Linked DNA regions of Homo sapiens: regions 2, 3 and 4 are each linked to region 1. A link is a loop called in an ENCODE intact Hi-C map of the cell type or tissue named here. Cell type or tissue: ascending aorta. All regions are shown on one strand.

Region 1 (5,000 bases):
TATTTTCGTTCCAAGTTCCACACTGCACAGTAGGGGACAGGAGGCTGAGGAAGGCAGAGCCTGAAGGAGTCTGAACTGGGCGCTGGTTTGTCAATTGGCATGAAAATCCCACCTCATAGTAAATTTCCGATGGAAACGAAGCGTGAGAGTTCAGTGTTTTCCCACTTAATGGAATTGTGACTTTTCTTCTAGCCACGGTTCTTTGTCCTGAGTAAAGTTGTAGCAAAGGCTGTCACTGTTCGCACTTCTTTGTTTTATTTTTACTTGTGTGAAGAGCAATCAAAATAAATAAATCGGCTGTGTGATTTCAAGTAACTAAAACAGAAGCCAAAAATTGAGGGAGAAAAAAACCCCAACAAACCAAAACAAAACCAATCAAAATTTGCTTCTTCAGTGGCCCAAATGCCTCTTCTGAGTTTAGGCACCCGGGGGTTTGTCTGCTCCGGAGAACAGACACACCAATTGCATGGTGTTCCCAAGGCTTAGAGGAGCAGACTGAACAGTCAAATGCATTTTTGCTCTTCCAGCAATTTCAAAAACAAATAATTATAAACCTAACATTTTTTGAACTATTTATCATGTGCCAGGTGCTATAAATGTGTGTTTTACATGCATTCTGTCCATTAGTTCCTCCAAAAGCTAAGGATTAGTATCATTCCCTTTTACAGGTGAAGAAACTAAGGCTGAAAGAGGGCAATTAACTTGCTTATGGCCACGCAGCTGGTAAAGATCCCGGGAGACTCAGGATGCAGGGTAGGGCAGATTGCTCCAGAAAAGATGCTGAAATTCCTTCTGGAGACTCTGCTGGGTGGGGGTTGAAATATGGTGGTTGAGCCCTTCTGTGTTCCTAGGGCATCTTGGGAAGAATATAGAGTGGCCACGGCTCAGAGGACCCACTTCCTGACAGACTGTTTACTTCCAAGAGTAGTGGCCTCCCTCAATGGAAGAACCCCTAGACTTTCAAAGTGTGTTAGTCAGATTTTGCACTGTGATATGCTGCATGACAAGCACCCCCACAAAATCTCAGGGGCTCACAACCAACACTCTTTCTTTGTCTTGCTCTTGGGTCTGTGGGTCATCTGGGGGTAGATCTGCTCTAGGCTTTGGGTTAGGATCAGGAATGTTCCATGTGCTTCATTCTGGAATCAGAGGTTTCACAGAGGATGTCTTATGGGGAATGGCAGAAGTACAAAAGACCCAGCCAAACCAGCAAGCACATTTAAAACCTCTGCTCACCTCACATTCACTTACATTCTGTTGGCCAAAAGAAGCCAAGCATTCCATCACTGTACAAAGCAGATGCACAACCCACTTCCTCTGCAGTCCCATCTCCACACAATGGCAGCTTACTGCAAGACCACCTTGCCTTAAAAACTTTTGCCTCTTCTTTCCATGAGAATGAGGTTGGAAATTTTCCCAAAACAAAACAAAACAAAAAAAAGAAAAAAAGAAAAAAACTTTACTAAAGACTAAAGGGAGAAACACAGAGAGGCTGTAGGGGATGTCCACCAGTTCTGCTTGTGAAGCCTCCATTCAGCTGGTAATTCCCAATCTCCTCTTAGAGAATCACCTCTCCTCATTCTCGGTCCCTGTGATTTGAGGGTGAGAGGTTACTGCCCTGGCCTGCCAACGTCAGGGGTGGACACCTGATCCATTCCTGGCCAATGGAAATACTGCTGCAAATCCTTGTCCATATGACTGTCTCTGGGCTGGTCATCTCACCCAAACTGGGCCAGTGACTTATACTAGGGCTATTAGAACAGGGATTCACATTTCTGGTGAGTCTGTGAAGCTTCTAGTATATAAGCTGGGAGCCTCTGGTAGCCATATTTGGTACCTCTCATACCATAAAGTGAAGCTCACACAGAGGCAAACAGGGCCAAAGGATGAGGCAACATTGAGAGAACATTGAGCATCTGGATCCAGCTGTGCCTGAAAGCCCTAAACTACAACAAATTTCTTTTTGGGGTAGGGGTTGGGGATAAGCCAGTTTGAATTGGATATTTGTCCCTTGCAACCAAACAACACCTTACTAATTCAGAAATAGAGGCAAAGGTAAGTAAGATGGTTGAGATCAGACTTGGGTTCAAATCCTGGCCCTGCCACTTAGAGCTGTGTGCCCTTGAGGAGTCTTGATCTCCGCATCTGTCAAATGGGAATAGTCATGCTGCCTTTGAGGTGGTTGTGAGGGTAAACCATATAAAACGGGTTGTCTGGGTCTGGTGAATGGCTGATGCGTATGCTAACTCGAGGATTCAGAAGCAGGCTTCCTGTCTGCCCTGGGCGAAAGTCCAGCCTCACAGTTTCTTTGCCCACAGATCCCACAAGTCACGCGACCTCCCCTTCCTGTTGCTCACAGGAGGCCGGGGTTGGCACGGGCTCCGAGCTCTGGCAGGCTGCGCCTTCTCTCCCAGAACGTCCCTCTCGCCAGCTCTCGCCTTCTCTCCAGGCCACCTCTGGGCCCAGCAGCTCTGTACCTTGGAATGCGGCTGTGCTCGCCCTGCAGACCGGCCCCGCCCTGCCCCTGGCGGAGGAGCTTTTCCCCTTCACAGAACTGCAGGCCCTTAGTGGCAGGAGACCGGGGGCCCTAGAGACTCCTTCAGCTTTCTTGGAGGGAAATCTCAGGTTCCCAGGGCACAGAGCAGCAAGTGGCACGCCCAGAATTCAAACCCTGGCCTTTGCCTCCATGCTGCTTCTGCCCTCAACTCCCTCCCTGGGAGCACTGCCCCACGTGGGGGTCACAATCAGGGGACATACCAACCAAGGAAATTTTTTTTTTTTTGGAGACAGGGTCTTGCTCTGTTGCCAGGCTGGAGTGCAGTGGCATGAACATGGCTCACTGCAGCCTTGACCTCCTAGGTTCAAGTGACCCTCCCACCTTGACCTCCCAAAGTGCTGGGATTACAGGCATGAGCCATCATGACTGGCCCCAAGGAATATTTTTAATCTTCATAGCTATAGACAAGTCAGCAGCTATTCCCAGCCCCTTCTGCACGAGAATGCAAGCTCCACAAGGACGGGGTTTTTTTGTCTGCTTCATCCCTACTGTGTTTCCAGAGCCTTAAATACTGCCCCATTCACAGTCAGTGCTTCATAAATGTTTCGTTGACAGAATAAGAGGATGGAGTGAATGAATGCATGCGGTGCTGCTTCTCCCTCTGATAAGTGACATAAAGTTCTATTTGTAAATATTTTATATGGCTTTTTTTTTTGACATAGAGTCTCGCTCTGTTGCTCAGGCTGGAGTGTAGTGGCGCGACCTTGGCTCACTGCAACCTCAGCCTCCTGGGTTCAAGTGATTCTCGTGCCTCAGCCTCCTGAGTAGCAGGGATTACACTCAACAAATATTCATAGCCCCCACACCAGGCTAATTTTTTTAATTTTAGTAGAGGCTGCGTTTCACTATGTTGGCCAGGCTGGTCTCAAACTCCTGGCCTCAAGTGATCCGCTCATCTCGGCCTCCTAAAATGCTGGGATTACAGACATGAACCATGGCTCCCAGCCTGTAAATACATTTGAGTAAGAAAAAGTTAAGTCAGTTAGAAGGCAAATGCTAAGGGAAGAGCAGCAGGGTGGTGAGTGGAAGTAGAAACAGCAGTCAGGTGGGGCCGGGATGCTGGGATTTAGGCAATGTCGGGTGACTCAGCTCTGCTGTTCCTTCCAGCAGAAAATTCTGTGGTTCTCAGAAGCATGCTCTTCATGGGCTGAAGCAAGAGGTGAGTTCGCTCTTCCCCTGTGTATTCGTTTCCTGTAGCTGTCATAACAAATTAACTACAAACTGGTGGCTTACAACAACAGAAAAGTATTCTTTTACAGTTCTGGAGGCCGGAAGTCTGACCAAGTTGTCAGCAGGGCCACGCTCCCTTCGAAGGCGCTGGGGGAGAATGCTTCCCAGCCTCTTCCAGATTCTGGCTCCAGGCTTTCCATGGCTGTGGCCCCATCACTCCAATATATCTGCCTCTGTTTTCACATGGCCTTCTCCTCTGTGTTGGTATCTTCACCTCTTCCCTTTCTTAAAAGGATGCTTGTCATTGGATTTAAGACCCACACAGGTAATCTAAGATGATCTCATCTTGAGATCCTTAATTTAATTACATCTGCAAATACCTTTTTTCAAATGTAATCAGGTCACATTCACAGGCTTCAGGGGTTAGGACTTACACATGTCTTTTTGGTGGCCACCGTTCAACCCACTATACCTGGATCTGGTCCCTATTCGGCACCAATCCCTGTTCTGCAGTGCTGCCCTCTCCAGGGAAGCCTCGCTATGTCCTGAGGCCCCTTGGGGGATGAGGACTGGGGGCATCTTTGACGGGGCCCGGGTGTGGAGCAGCAAGAGTCTTTCTGGGGAAGCGGCTTGCTCCCAGGCAGCCATTGTGGGGGCCTGTTTGCTCTGGTCATCCATTTCTGAAGAAGGAGGAAAGGGGCTGAACTGGGAGGATTTGGTCCTCAGGGAATTTGTTGAGGGCGGAGGCCTGCTTATCCACCTCTTTGGAGTTATCTAGTTCCTCCGTAGACTTTGATGAATATTGCTTTCTGAATGCAGTGCGGGGAAGAAAGAGAGGAGAGGAGGGTCTGCATCAGGCATGTGACTTGGGAGTCCCATAGCCTGGATGCCAGTGCTGCATTCACTTGGCAGATATTCATAGATCACCTACTATGTGATAGAGCAGCAGGAACACAGCGCCAGGAGCTTGCAGCCCAGAGAGATTAGACAGATAAAACAATGACAAAAACTGTGATCACTGCTAGAAAGGAAATAGACTGGGTGTGGGGATGGAGAGTGTCAGGCAAAGCCTCTCAGAGGAAGTGGTATTTGAGCTGAGACCTAGAGCTGGAGGAAAAGCATTCCAGACAGAGGGAGCAGCATGCACAAAGGCCCTGAGGTTAGAAAGAGCCCAGCTCATAAATGGAAAAATGTCCAGTGCTGGAATGTACTCAGTGGGGGTGAGAGTGGGAGAGGTACTGAATCCTACTGGCCTCCTGGGCTGTGGGAAGGA
Region 2 (5,000 bases), 170 kb after region 1:
TTTCAGAGGTCACAACTATGAGCAGTAAAGCTAAGAAAAAATGAAAGCTGAACGGGACCCTCTTACTCTCAGATTTCTGCATGGCTCCCGCCCTTGTCTTTCATTCCAGCCTCTGTTCAGATGTCACATTCTGCATACAATGGCACCTCCTAACAGAAGAAATGATGGCATGGGCATGCAATCTGCAAAATCCATACCACAGGATATTCTAGGGGACAAATGACCTGGCCATTTCAACAAAAACCTGCAAGAAACAAAAACGAAGAAAGGAAATGGGTAAGAACCTAAAGACTGAAAGAGATTTGTTAGAACCTGAATTTAAGTAAGGTTCATAGCATGCAAAAATATTCGTGACAATGGGGAGGTGTGAACACTGATGGGACATGATTGCATATTAAGGAGTCCTGGTTATTTTTTAAGTGTGATAATGGCATTGAGGTTATGTTTTGTAAAAGTCCCTATCTTTTAGAGTTAAAATAAATGACACCTCTCCACCTTCACACTCTATCTTACTTACCTTGTGCAGGGGAGGAAAGATTTCTTTTCACAAGAGAAAAGCATAGAAATTTATTTAATATAGTTTTATATGACATGGGTCCCTTTAGAAGTGAAAGACCGCAAAAAACAACAACGGGGAAACCTGTGTATTTTTACGCTAAGTTTCATGAAGAGGTGGATAGTCCTGGAGCAGTGCGATTGGACAAAGGGGGTGTGATCTACTGATAATAACCTGGGGGCCTGTTTGTTCAGATTCTTTGCTGAGTTCCTGCTTCATATACTCTCCTTTCCTCTGCTTATGACGTAGGCACTGCCCACATGAGTAGTATTCCACTGTATTCCACATGAGGCTCTTATGACCGACTTCAGCAGAAGGTCAGAGGATTCTATGATGTTTGATGGTGTGCTTCAGGGGAGAAGGGTTGGGGTCAAAGAGACCTTCCCGCTTCTGCTGGTTTTCTCAGATGCCAAGATGCTCTATTTTGGGGTAACATGTCCTAAACCCTATCACCTGCCTAATGTTACTTATTAGCTCTCATTTCCCCTGACACTTTCCCTTTTTGTTTTCTTGAGTAGAAGCTTCATAAAGGCAAGACCTTCATCTTACTCACAGCAGTTGATTCTATCACCTTGTATGGCCCCTGACACATAGAAGGTGCTCAATAAATTTTGTTGAATGGATGCATGAAGTGTTTGAGAAAGTTCCCCTGTGAGTAAAATGTCAAAGAGTTGAAAAACAGAAAGAAACAATGAAGCCTGGGGACATGGTTTCTGAAATCAGGTTTTTATTTTATTATTATTATTTTTTACAGTGCAAAGAGCTGGCTGTGAAAGGCAGCTTTGTTAGAACTATTTATGAAATTCTCACTTGTGCCTGACTGCGGGGAGATAAAAATCAACCTCCACAAAGGCCTCCCAGCTTGAGTTGTGGCTGCTGCACTATGGGTTTGTTTATGTTTAGCAGGTGGGGTCCACAGGGAGCCTGTGACCAGGGCAGGGGCTGCAGCAGTTGAAGATATGCCTGTCATTATTTAATTAAATCATCTCGGGCATGTCCCCTAACTTCTCCGAGCCTCAGTTTCATCTATGGTAAAAGGAGGTTGATTATCCATCTACTCACAGGGGTTCTGAGAGAAGCAAAGAACGGGCTGGTCCCAAGGAACTGCATTTGATAAGCCCCCTCCTCCCCCCACCCTACCCCTTCCCCAGGTGATTCTCAAGCTGGTGTCCCTGGGATCACCCCTGGAGAAACCACACCGATGGAAGTCACTTGAAACACAGGAGAAAAGATTCTAAAGTTGTGTCTAAACCAAAAATTGCTAACAGTCAAACTGCCTTTCAAAATTCTCTGGGAAGGGACCTCCCTGGAGAGGACAGCCATCTCTCCATGAGGTCAACACAGACATTGTTTCCTCCAGTGCTGAAACAGACCACCGTGCTTTCCCTGGGCCCCAGATGAACGGGGTGACGTGAGGCTCACCCCCGTTATGGGAAGACACTCTCACTGAGCGGGGCTCGGAGAAACTGGGACCCAGTGGTTGGCACAGCCAGGTTCTGAACGCAGACCATCTGGCCCCAGAGGCAAGGTCCTAACCCCTGTGCAGTGAGGGTGTCCATGGGGACCTCCACGGACCGGCAGTGCTTGGGTTAAAGCAGCCTTAGGGCCGTCGGTCTGGACGCGGCGCACACGCAGAAGTGAAGAGGGGAGGAGGGGAGGTGTTCAGTGCAGCGGAGTTAACCACAGAAACCACGGCGAGGGGAGGCGTGGGCCCTCGCCCGGCTTCGGTGGTCACTGGTCTCACGGGCGGTACTAGGCAGGTGAGCTGTGATTAAAAATTGGCTCAGCCACCGGTCCTTTACCCAAGCTGCTCACAAGTCAGAGAGGCTGGCTGCTTTGAGTTTCCTCTGTTTCTTTCCTTTTTCTTCTTGGTTATAGGCACTGCACAGTGTTAGCATAGCTCAGAAGGAGACCCCGGGATAACAAAAAGGCCTGCACGATCCCCAGCCTGACCATCAACAGGGACCTGCCATGGGTCAGAAGGGACCTGCCCACACATGTCCGCATGTCCTCTGCGGCTGGGGAGGAGGAGGCAGGATTCCTGGCTTCCCTCCAGGCTCTGCAACCACTTCCCCTCCTCCCTCTCTCCTGCTATTAAATTTAGGTCTCTTTCCGGAATGTTCTAAGCCTTTTTAAAGGGAGCAACACACTGTTCCTGCGTTGGCTGTTACCTCTGAGAAACCGGGAATAAATTGCCAAGTAACTGCCGATGGCTTTGAGCCTGGACTCTGGGCTCGGGATCCTCCTAGGCCCACCCCTGGGATGAGTCATCGTCAGTCGGAAGGACCTCTCCCTCCTAAGACCCCTGAGCTGCTCCAGGCGCGGCTGTAAAAGCTGGCCTCGGCATGGCCCCTGTCTCTCCCCACGCCTGACCGCCCTGCTCCTCACCCCACTGTCCTCTCCCTGATGTCAGCTCATTCATTCCACCGGTCTCTGTCACAGATCCCAACAGGCTCTGCCTGTGGCAGCTGCCCCTCACTCCTGGGCAGGCTGATCCCACCCTAACGGTTTCCAACAACTGCTGGCTTTGCCTGAGGGTCCTCTCTGGCTGCCCCAGCCAGCCCAGCCCCTGGTACAAGCCAGGCCAGAAGTTCCAGGGTGTTACCCCTCCAGTCCCCAGCTGCCCTCAGCCATGCCTGGTGGACACACACCCCAGGTCCAGTGCCCCTCCATGGGGATAGCTAAGGTGTGTTTTACTCCCCATGCTGCGGACCCCAGTTCCCCACAGACACACCCTGTAGGGCTTTTTCTCCCTTCCTTGTCTCACTTCCCCTCTCTTACTGGGTCACCTAACCACTTGCACAGACATCTGCGCCAGTGGGAACTCAACCTTGAGAGCGCCTTTCAGAGGCTTAACACATATTCATGGTGAGCCAGGTAACTAACCACTTGGGCCTGTCTTACGAAAAGAGGTGTGACCGCAAACGGACGGATCTGACCCCAGACATTGCAGAGGTCAGCCTCACAGACACAAGGGCTGCTGAAGCACTACTACCAAATTTGCAATTCGCTTTTAAAAGATTTGAGTTCCTACCATGGGCCAAGCAGTGTGCCAGGCTCTGGTGATACAGGGTTGGGCAAATTAGACAAGAACTTTCTTTACTGGGGTATACCTGCTGGTGGAACTATCCAATGACTAAGACAAAAAAAGTCAATTGTTTAAGTGTTATGCAGAGTGTAATGTGTTACTTTAGGTGCTCAGGGAAAGTCATGTTTAGGCTGAGCTATGAATTATACAAAGGAGCCAAATGGATAAAGGTAAGACAGATGGGCCGGGCGCGGTGGCTCATGCCTGTAATCCCAGCACTTTGGGAGGCTGAGGTGGGTGAATTGCTTGAGCCCAGAAATTCAAGAGCAGCCTGGACAATGTGGTGAGACACCGTCTCTATAAAAAATGCAAAAATGAGCCAGGAATGATGATATGCACCTGTAGTCACAGATACCCAGGAGGCTGAGGTGGGAGGATCATAAGCCCAGGAAGTTGAGGCTATGGTAAGCCATGACTGTGCCACTGCACTCCAGCCTGGGCAACAGAACAAGATACTGTCTCAACAGCAACAGCAACAACAACAACAACAACAACAAGACAGGAGATCACAGATAGAGGGAGCAAAAGCATGAAAATGGGAAGCTTTCTCAGAGTGCTATGAATGGAGCGGCTTCCTGGAAGCTGGGCAGTGACTAAGGGCAGTGCCTGGTACAGAGTGTAGGCTCAACCTGGTCTTGGGATTAGGGCAGAATTCTCTGCGGAAGTAAGGAGACATAAATCTGAAGAATCAGAAGGAGTAATTGAGGACTAGGAAGAGAAAGAGACTTCCAGGCAGAGAGAACAGCATATGCAAAGGTCCTGAGGCTAGAGACTGCCCAGTACATTTTGACTGGCTAAACAGGAATTAAGGGGTAGAGGGCTCAAGATGAGGCTAGAGGGGTAGTGTGATTGATAATCTTATTGTTCAGCAAACGTTCACTCTTCTCCCTGCCCATTTAGGGAAGAGGATACTTCCTCTGCCCCACCAACTTGAGGCTTGTCCTTGTGACTTGCTTGAGTCAATGAACAGAAGCAACTACAACATAAGCAGAGGCTTGAAGTGTGCAATTCAACTTGGTCTCTGGCATCCCCACTATTCGCCATGAAAAGAGTATACTCTGGTTAGCAAGTGAAGCAGATTGAGGTCGATCCTCAGCCTGGAGCTAGCTGAACCGTACAGTCAGTGGAGAGAATCGATAGTTATTTTAAGCCACCAAATGTTGAGGATGATTGTTACATAGCATTATTTTGGTAATAGCTGACTAATACAAGTGGGTAGGGAACCAATCCTGAAGGGAGGCCACTAAGAAGTTATGCAGGGAGCGCTTGCTACCTGCGCAGATTGGTCAGCTGGGTTGGGAGGTTACTTCTATGCAGTTGTCCTGCAAAGATGATGTAATGCAGATAAATGAATGA
Region 3 (5,000 bases), 220 kb after region 1:
ATTTTCTAACTCTGTGATTGTAATTTCTTTAAGCTTTAGATTCATCTTCCATAAGTTGGACTAGTAACACTCATTTCACGGAATTCTCACGAGGAGTAAATGACACTGCGCTTGCAGGACTTACAGCAAATGTTTAATAAAGTTCATTGTTACTGACATTAGTGGGGTTGCAGCAGGAAGCAAATGACAGACTTAAATTGGGGAACTTGGGGAGATTTTAATAAAGAGACTATTTACTAAGTGTGAGAAGGGTATAGGGACACCAAGAGGGACAACTCCACCCAAATACTGGAAGACTGGGCATTTCCTACGACTTTAGCAAACTATTTTGAAATACCCACCAAGCTTCCCCAATTTTTAAAGTTTAGACTGAAGTGTTTGCTGATAACTGGAAATTCTGACTCTTGGTTCTCAGCATTTTGGAAATGGCAGGCCCTATATACTCAACTCTGAGCTGACATAGATATGATTCCCCTCAGGGTGTTCTACAGCTGAGATAACCCCTACTGGGCTGATACCAAAGGCAGACTCCCTACCAAGAGCGCCTACTGCAGTTTGCGCACATCTTTCTTGAAGGGGAATCTGGAAGGAACATCACCATCCTCTCCTCAATGACTTTATAAGGGAAGATAAGATTGTATACCCACTGTATTGATGGGGAAACTGAGATTTAAGGAGCTGAATGATCTTGCTCAAGATCATGCCACTACAAATCCACAAGCCAGTATCTGACCCAAAGCTTTCAGCTCACAAGTTTTCATATTCATAAATCTTAGGTTTTAGAAAGGAAATTTAGTGCATGTACCATATATGTCACTATACCTCTGTGTTAGTTTCTATTATTACTGTTAAAATTACCACAAACTTAATGACTTAATACAGATTTATTGTCTTACAGTTCTGAAGGTCAGAAGGTCTAAACTCAAGGAGAGCAGGGCTGTGTTCCTCCTGAAGGCCCTAGGGGAGGATCTGTTTCCTCGCCTTCTCCAGGTTCTAGAGGCTGCGTGTTTTCCCTGGCTCACACCTCTCCCTCCATCTTCAAAGCCAGGAGCGCAGCATCTTCAAACTTCCATTTCTCTAACCTCTGCCACTGTCATAGCGTCTCCTGTGCATCTGAACTTTGTGTGTTTCTGACTCTGCATCCCCTCCTAGAAGGACCTATGTGATTACACTGGGGAAGGTGTGATCACCCAGAGAAAGTAGGATCACCTCTGCATCTTCAAGGTCCTCCATTTAATCACATCTGCAAAGTTCCCATTGCCATGTAAGGTAACACATCCACAGGTTTTAGGGATTAGGACCCAAACATCTTTGGGGACCATTAGTCTGTCTACCATAACCCCAGAGGTATCTGGGACAGCACCCAATAATCAGAATCATTAATATTTCTATAGCAAAATGTCTGAATTGTTTGTGCTAAATAGTATACTTCAGAAGTCAGCAAACTACACCCTGTGGGCCAAATCCCACCTGTTTATGTAGATCAGGTTTTATGGGAACACAGCCATGCCCACTTCTTATGGCTGCTTCCCTGCTGCAAGGGTAGAGCTGAGTGCCAAAAATACTATCTGGCCCTTTACGGGAAAAAAAAATTGTCAACCTCTGGTATAAATGATCTTTCTAAATAATTCAGGTCAGTTTTGCCACCAAATGACTGTAAACCTACAGAAAATCTTTTGGTTTTCAAAGTTGTTGAATTTTGGAAGCACAAACAGTGGAACATGGGCCCCTAGTTAGTGACAGAGCAGAAGACTCAACCCCACATTACTGCAGAGCCCATGCTCTTCATCCAAACAAGCTACAGCCCCATGTCCTTAGTATTTAAGAGTGAAATGGACCCATTTTAGGATCACAGATACCCAAAAGCTTAGGGCCATATGTGGCCCTGGGCATCATTCGGTTCCCATGGATGAATAAGATAACAGTCTGCAGGCCAAGTCAGAACAGAGGCACATTCATCATGCAGCACTTTAGCAATAATGCACCTGAAAGATTTTAGCCAGGAGTGGACACTCTTTTTTACATTTTTACTTTTTCCTGGAGACAGGGTCTTGCTCTGTCACCCTGGCTGGAATGCAGTGGCACAATCATAGCTCACTGCAGCCTCAAACTCCTGGGCTCAAGCGATCCCCCAGACTTCAGCCTCCCAAGTAGCTGGGACTCGAGGCACATGAGACCACATCCTGCTAATATATATATATTTTTTTTACTTTTTTAAAGACAAGGTCTTGCTATGTTGTCCAGGCTGGTCTTGAACTGCTGGCCTCAAGCAAGCCTCCCACCTCAGTCTCCCAAGTAACTGGGACTACAGGTGCGACCTACCATACCCAGCAGTGGATACTCTTTTGGTTAGCCGCAATCACCCACATTCCCTGCCTCTTTATTGTCTCACCCAATCTCCTTCATGATAGATGTTTCCAGCCTGGTCCCTGAAGGCTTTTGAGATTTGAATGTTGAGACCTAATCTTCCTCTTCTATGCTATAGAGGGAGACAAAAAAAGTTCAACAGCAAAGCCTCTCATATAAGGTCACAGAAAATAAGTGGCCAAGTTGGGACCAGAACACAGGTCTCCTGTCCCCTCCACCAATCTCTTCTACTTCACTCTTAGGTACTTATTTTGGCTCGGGGCCACTGATGATTCATACCACCAGCTTTCACTGGCTGCTTCTGCCTGCCACGTCAGTCCCCTTCTCTGCTTGACTTTGTTTTCCCTGCAGGTCACCAGTAAATCACTTGCCTAAACAATCATCACCTTCAAATGTTCAGTGCTGGTCCCAGATGTCGTAATCTCTCTTGGCTTCGTTTGATGCTCTGGAAAGAAGTTTCCTTGGAGATCTTCCAAATCCAGGACTGGAAACTTGTTATCACATGAATTTAAGGCCACGTCAGATCTCGGCTTTCAAAATCATCACAGCTTACCTCTCCTCTAACACAACTGAACTGTGGCCTGCAGGCGAAGGTGCCCAAGTCTTGGCTGATCCCTTCTAGATGGAGTTCTGGGGTCTTGTTTTTGGAAGGAACAACTCTTGGCCTGGAGATGATGATCTACTGACATCATTCTCCCCGTGGTCATTCCTGCAGGAATTCCAGAAGAAAAGCAAAGCATCTACCTTAATTAGAATAGGTACAAAATATCTTCCAGCTGTTGGCCTTTCGTGAGGGTGATAAAGTTTCTTTTACTGAGTACTTTTCCTCTGGTTTAGGCTCAGTTAAACGTCATCCATAAGGTATCCACCATAGGGATGCAAATCACTTTTGAATTAGAATCCCTCACCATAGGTTCAGGGATAAGGGCCAAGAGTACTCAACTATGTTCCATGGCGTTTTCTTTTTGAGAGACATTGCGAAGAGTTAGATGTTTCTAGAAGTGAATGTCTGTTTTCTCTGCATTGGAATGTGGCTATTATCTTCATCACTGCTTAGTCCCTTCAACTAGTATATGGTCATTGATGTAGACTGAGAGTTGTACCTGGAAGAGGTCTTGTACAAGGAAGAAAAAGTTGATTCTCCCATAATTTCCATCAACGAACCTCCTCTAGCCATTCCAATGAACATACAACCTCAGTGGAAATAATGAACGTCTCTGCAGGAGCACTTCACTTCCACGCTATGACCACACCATCCCCTTTCTTCTGCCGTATTGTCCCCAAACACCTCTGGTTAGAAGTTTTGGAGGACCTTGACTGGAATTCAGACAATCTTATTGGAACTTTGAGAATTGTGTACTTGGATAATTAGCGTACAATCTCCACCATTCAACCTGATGTTTTGTTTTGTTGTTTTCCCTTGGATACATATATAGATATCTTTTCACAGGCTAAAGTTTTTTTTTTAAACAGGGTCTCACTTTGTCACCCAGGCTGGAGTGCAGTGGTGCAACCACAGCTCACTGCAGCCTCAACCTCCTGCGCTCGAGTAGTTCTCTCTCCTCAGCCTCCTGAGTAGCTGGGACTACAGGTTCACCACCGCACCCAGCTAATTTTATTTATTTATTTATTTTTGTAGAGAAGGGCTTTTGCCATGTTGCCCAGGCTGGTCTCAAACTCCTAAGCTCAAGCAATCCACCCACCTCCACCTCCCAAAATGCTGGGGTTACAGGCATGAGCCACCGCTCCCAGCCTGTGATAGGTTAAAGTTGAAACAGCCGAATCATGTCCTCTTGACCCTCAACTGATTGATCCAGGATAGCCACATTGATGAGCATTCCATTATATCAGGCTGCCATCTGGGTTAGCCCAGTTTCTGTGAGGACTTTGTAAATGATATGTAATTTGTTCATTCATTTAGTAAATGTGTTTGTATACCTACTATGTATGCTAGGTTCTGTGAGGAATATTCTATCATCTCTACTGCAACTAGTAGATGAAGCTGACATTGGATGGCTAGCTACCTACCAGGCACTGTTTTAAGCACCTTATATGTATTAGCTCATTTAATCATCACAAGAATACTATCAAGTAGGCACTACAATGTTGTTATCCTCATTTTACAGAAGAGAAAGCCGGATCAAGGAAAGGATAAGTACCTTGCCGAGGCCCACACGCTAGTGAGCATCAGCACTAAATAGGACCCTAAATAGTTTGGGCCCAATATCTGTGCTTTTAATCATCACACCAAACCAAGATTAGTAAGGAATGCTTTCTGCCCTCAAAGTTGTTACAGCAGGGCTGCAAACTCCACTGCTGACAGGGATCCGGCAGGAGTGAAACAGGCCATGCGGGAATTGTGGAGAAACGAAGAGCTGGCTTCCCTTCTGGGAGCTGGGCGTGGGGCACCCGCTTCGCAGACCTAGCCCACTGTAACTACCAGAGCAGACAGGCCCAGTGGGGCCAGGCTTGCCAGTGCTTCAGAAGAAGCCAGAAAGACAGAGTTTTGAAATCCGAAGTCTGAAATTTATCATTAAAAAATATATACTTTCAGGTTTCACCAGTCACTGCAAGCTGAGTTGAGCCTGTGAGTTGTCAGTTTGTAGATCTAAGTTATCATCCTAGAAGCAAAT
Region 4 (5,000 bases), 130 kb before region 1:
CCAGGCTGGAGTGCAGTGACGTGATCTTGGCTCACTGTAACCTCCTGGGTTCAAGTGATTTTCATGCCTCAGCCTCCTGAGTAGCTAGGATTATAGGCATGTGCCACCACGTCTGGCTTATTTTTTGTATCTTTGGTAGAGACAGGGTTTCACCATGTTGGCCAGGCCAGTCTTGAACTCCTGACCTCAAATGATCCACCCGTTTCAGCCTCCCAAAGTGCTGGGATTACAGGCGTGAGCCACTGCACCCAGCCTGATCTGATGGTTTTATAAAGGGAAGTTTCCCTACACAAGCCCTCTTGCTTGCCACCATGTAAGGCGTGACTTTGCTGCTCATCCACCTTCCGCCATGACTGTGAGGCCTCCCCAGCCATGTGGAACTGTGAGTCAATTAAACCTCTTTCCTTTATAAATTACCCAGTCTCAGGTATGTCTTTATGAGCATACTTTATGAGAATGACTAATACATTATGATATCACTTCAACACTTTGAAGCCGACCCCATGGGCATGCTGGTTTTATACAGATTACATTTGGAGTACATGCTGAGCACTGTGCCTGAGAGACACACGGTAGGTAGTCAATGAATGGCCACAGAAAGAATGAGCAGTCACTTTACAGCATCTGTGCTGAGCCCCAGCACCTCTCAGCTCCCCCATGCCCAGGGACACTTTAGATGTCCATCAAGCACTAAAATAGCAACACTTATAGGAAGGCATGGGCAAACTTGTAGTAGCACTGGCAAGTACGCTTATGACCTTTTCCTCCAGTTTCCTTTCTCCCTATATATTCTTTAAAGCAAAGGGTTGCAGAAGGTCAGAATGGAGCATGATCTTTGTTCCACGAGTATGTTGTGCTTTGATTAAAATATTCCCAGTTACAGGCTCGGTGAGGTGGCTCGTGCCTGTAATCCCAGCACTTTGGGAGGCTGAGGTGGGTGAATCACTTGAGGTCAGGAGTTCGAGACCAGCCTGGCCAACATGGTGCAACCCCGTTTCTACCAAAAAATACAAAAATTAGCCAGGTGTGATGGTGTGTGCCTGTAGTCCCAGCTACTCAGGAGGCTGAGGCATGAGAATCGCTTGAACTTGGGAAGTGGAGATTACAGTGAGCCGAGATTGTACCGCTGCACTCCAGCCTGGGCGACAGAGTGAGACCCTGTCTCAAAAAAAAAAAAAAAAATTCTTAGTTACATGAGAAGCAGGCCAGTGTTGCCTTCATGGCATTCCCAATTGAAGCACTTATCCCTATGAAGTGACAAACTCTATACATACTATAAAGGTTAATAGCTGGCCAGGTGTGGTGGCTCACACTTGTAGTCTCAGCACTTTCGGAGGCCAAGTTGGGGGGATTGCTTGAGCCCAGGAGTTCGAGACCAGCCTGGGCAACACAGTGAGACCCTGTCTCTATGAAAAGTAAATAAATAAATAAATAAATAAATAAATAAATAAATAAATAAAAAGTTTAAGAGCCCAGCCTGTGGAAGCAAGATGACTTTAATTAAAATTAATCCCAGCTGCTTTATGAACCAGCTGTTCTTGGGACGTCTCAGAGCCTCAGCTTCCTCACCTGTAAAATGGGCATGATAGTAATATCTTTCTCAGGGGCTGTTGTGAGGATTTTGAAAAGCAATGAACATAAATGGCTGACATTCCACCAATACACACTGAGTAAAGTGCCTAGAACATTTTCAGCCCTCAATAAATATAACCTATTAAAACACATGTTCTGCTGAAGCCAGAATCTATGATTCTTCCCTCTCACTCTTAAATAGATTTTTAAAAAAGCATTTGATCTAATTATGTTAAAGATATATATACAAGGGGAAGACAGAAAGAAAACATACTATGATCTTTCCTGTTTGTCTACGTGTGTGATGCTATATATAATTTTTATTTTCTTCTTTCAGGCCTCTTGTGTTCCAGATTCTTTTGCAGTGAGCATATATATTAGTTTTACGACCAGAAGATAAGCCTTGACAAATGCTATCTTTAAAAGAGAAGAAAATATCGAGGCAAACTGCAGCATGATTTTATAGAAACTGAGTGAAAAAAAAAAAATCCCAGCTAGATGGAGAATTAGATGTTTTCTGGTCAAGAGCTTATTGGGAGGGAAATGACATCAATTTGGGTTCGCATCAGCTTGAGTGAAAAATCATAATGCAAAATGAAAGTACACGGGGCGGGTGCGGGGAGGGGCGCTGAACCCACGCTGGGATTTTGCCGTGTGAATCATCAAGCTAGAAATGACCTCAGGAGGGCATGTGGCCCCGCCCCCACCCCTCACCTCGGGAAGGTTGCCCAGCGACTTTTCAGGACAAATGAGCAATGGTCCTATTTATAAGCCCTCTAGGAACTAAATCTACACACATTTCCTTCCTCCTAAGCTTCAGGCAGTCTTGATTTAGCTTTTGCAGGTGCCCTCAACTAGCATTCTCCAACCTACTTCTCCTTCTGCCTGGAAGAGGCCTGGGAGTTGTCCCAGATCTTTCCTACCTACCCCTGAAGGACCCTGGGTCCTTGAGCAAAACCAAATCCCCCGGAAGTCAGTTTTGTCAGCTGTAAAATAGGGATAGGAAGGATTTGAAGAATGCCTAGCTGGGAGTGAAAAGGAGGCCTTCCAGTGCCAGAGGCCGTGTCTTTAACCATGTCTATACCTCCCTGGTGGGAAAAGGCAAGACACAAACAGAGGTAGCTTGTTTACAACAAATTGACAGGAATTTGAAGTTGGGGGTGGCAAGCTTGTTAAGAAGAAGCCAAGGCCACAGAGATGGGAAGCAGGAAGGGATTGAGAGGAGAGGGTCCAGAGAAAAACAGAGGCAGCTCAGGAGAGCAATGATTAGCAAGGACATCTCTAGAGCAAGAGAAGCCCCCGGTGTAGGGACAGTCCAGAAAACTCAAGAACCAGGATGCTATATTGCTTTTTTTATTTTTATTTATTTTTTACTTTTTAAAATATTTTGAGATAGAGCCTCGCTCTGTCACCCTGGCTGGAGTGCAGCAGTGCCATCCTGGCTCACTGCAACCTCCACCTCCCAGGTTCAAGTGATCCTCCTGCCTTAGCCTCCCAAGTGCCTGGGATTATAGGTGTGCACCACCACACCCGGCTAATTTTTTGTATTTTTAGTAGAGACAGGGTTTCACCGTGTTGGCCAGGCTGGTCTCAAACTCCTAACCTAAAGTGATCCACCTGCCTCCCAAAGTGCTGGGATTACAGATGTGAGCCGCTGCACCCAGCCAAGAACCAGGATGCTGTGTTCCTGTAATTGACCAGATATGCAGGACTGCAATACCCCTTCCGTTATCCACAAACACTTTTGGGAACCAGCTTTGTGTTCATGATGCTATGAGGCATGGCAGATGTGAGGTGGTCCAGGGGTAACAGAGATGGGGAGAGAGAATGGCAGCTTCAGGAACAGAGGATGATGGCTAAGGACCAGATGACAGTGGTGACCGAGGGCGTAACCCCCACTGACCAGGAGAAGGTATGTCTTTCTGGAAATCTGTGGAGTTTTTGAAGATGTGTCAGAGTGCTGCAGTGGGGCTGAAACCATTTTCTTTGTTTGTTAAAGAGTGATTACTGAGTTCTGAAGAACCTGGGGCTCTCCAGGAGGGAGGTTTTCTGGGTGACAAGTATTAGCAGTGTAAAATGAGTATTAGTGAAGTGCATTGCTAGCAGCATTTTTTTTTTTTTTAAAGGCAGAATCTTGCTCTATCACCCAGGCTGGAGGGCAGTGGCAGGATCTCGGCTCACTACAACCTCTGCCTCCTGGGTTCAAGCGATTCTTGTGCCTCAGACTCCCAAGATTACTCAGGGTTACAGGCACACACCACCATGCCTGGCTATATTTTCAGTAGAGACAGTGTTTCACCATGTTGGCCAGGCTGGTCTCAAACTCCTGGCCTCAAGAGATCTGCCTGCCTTGACCTCCCAAAGTGCTGGGATTACAGGTGTGAACCCCATGCCCAGCCTGCTAGCAGTTTTGATGTTGGTATTGTATTAGTATTAGTATCTATCTTAGTCTGTTTGTGCTGCTATAACAAAATACCACAAATTGGGTAATTTATCAATTTATTTCTCACAGTTCTGGATTCTGATAAGTCCAACATCAAGGAACTGGCAGGTTTTGTGTCTGGTGAGGGCCCAGTCTCTGCTTCTAAGATGGTGTCTTGAATGCTGTGCCCTCCCACGCAGAAGGCAGAAGGAAAGGCAAAAAAAGAACCAAACTGCCTCCATCAGGCCCTTTTGTGATAGCATTGATCCATTCATGAAGGCAGAGCCCTCCTGATCTAAACACCTCCCCAAAGGTTCCACCTCCCAACACTATTGCATTAAGGATCAAGTTTCCAACACATGAATTTTGGGGGACACATTCAGATCACAGAAATATCCATATTCCTTCCCCTCCCTCAAGTCCTGGATGAGCTCCTACGTGTATTCTCCTAGGGCCAAATCAATGAACCACTGCCCAGACCCTGCCTCCCTGCATGTTGATGAGAGTGGCATGTGGTATTGAATTAAAAGCCCTCCAGAGGCGAGGAGATACACTTATTGCTCCCTTATCCGCATGCCAGGTCACTTCATCATGAGAGGAAATTAAATTGGCTTGGAATGAATTGCTCCTCCCAAAGCCATGCTGGTCCCTAAACCTTCCTAGATGGCTCCAAAGCTGAAGGGTTGATTATCTATTGCAGCATAACAGATTTCTGCTCAGTTAAATAGCCCAAAGTGACAATACACTCACAGTTTATTCTCTCACACAGTTTATGGTAGGCAGGAAAGAGGGAGTGGCTCATTGCATGGTTGTGGCTTGGGGTTGCAGTCAGGAGGTCACCTGGGCCTGTGGTCATCTGAAGATCTGGGCTGGAGAATCTGCTTCCAAGATGGCTCACACCTGCTGGCAGGTTGACAGGGAGGCCTCTGGTCCTTACTTGCAGGACCCCTCCATAGGGCCACTGGAGTGTCCTCATGACATGGCAGCTGGCTTCCTCTAGAATGAA

What was found. Peaks named below come from ENCODE experiments on the same cell type or tissue, not always from the same donor. Only the 100,000 strongest peaks of a DNase experiment are listed, where the experiment ranks them.
Region 2: a loop joins it to region 1, with 2.5 times the contacts of the local background. A loop is called at or near these places in 2 of 110 quality-filtered maps.
Region 3: a loop joins it to region 1, with 2.2 times the contacts of the local background. A loop is called at or near these places in 3 of 110 quality-filtered maps.
Region 4: it touches region 1 in a loop (5-fold over the local background); 4 of 110 quality-filtered maps call a loop at or near these places.

The regions. Positions count from the first base shown.
Region 1 is chr3:72,345,482-72,350,481 of GRCh38, reverse strand. No RefSeq gene overlaps it. Among named protein-coding and RNA genes, the nearest start is that of RYBP, 99 kb to the left of the region's middle. In ascending aorta, a CTCF peak has its summit at 2,540; DNase peaks (open chromatin) are centred at 2,411 and 3,641; H3K4me3 peaks cover 703 bases; H3K27ac peaks cover 1,881 bases.
Region 2 is chr3:72,175,077-72,180,076 of GRCh38, reverse strand. No RefSeq gene overlaps it. Among named protein-coding and RNA genes, the nearest start is that of LINC00870, 26 kb to the right of the region's middle. RefSeq lists a silencer at 2,219-2,358 and enhancers at 2,459-2,508, 2,519-2,578, 2,347-2,947, 2,899-3,028, 3,619-3,728. In ascending aorta, no CTCF peak of the experiment used is centred here; DNase peaks (open chromatin) are centred at 2,084 and 2,626; H3K4me3 peaks cover 1,287 bases; H3K27ac peaks cover 1,272 bases.
Region 3 is chr3:72,121,941-72,126,940 of GRCh38, reverse strand. No RefSeq gene overlaps it. Among named protein-coding and RNA genes, the nearest start is that of LINC00877, 24 kb to the right of the region's middle. In ascending aorta, no CTCF peak of the experiment used is centred here; a DNase peak (open chromatin) is centred at 2,670; H3K27ac peaks cover 951 bases.
Region 4 is chr3:72,480,346-72,485,345 of GRCh38, reverse strand. No RefSeq gene overlaps it. Among named protein-coding and RNA genes, the nearest start is that of RYBP, 36 kb to the right of the region's middle. RefSeq lists an enhancer at 2,337-2,837. In ascending aorta, no CTCF peak of the experiment used is centred here; a DNase peak (open chromatin) is centred at 2,235; H3K4me3 peaks cover 929 bases; H3K27ac peaks cover 847 bases.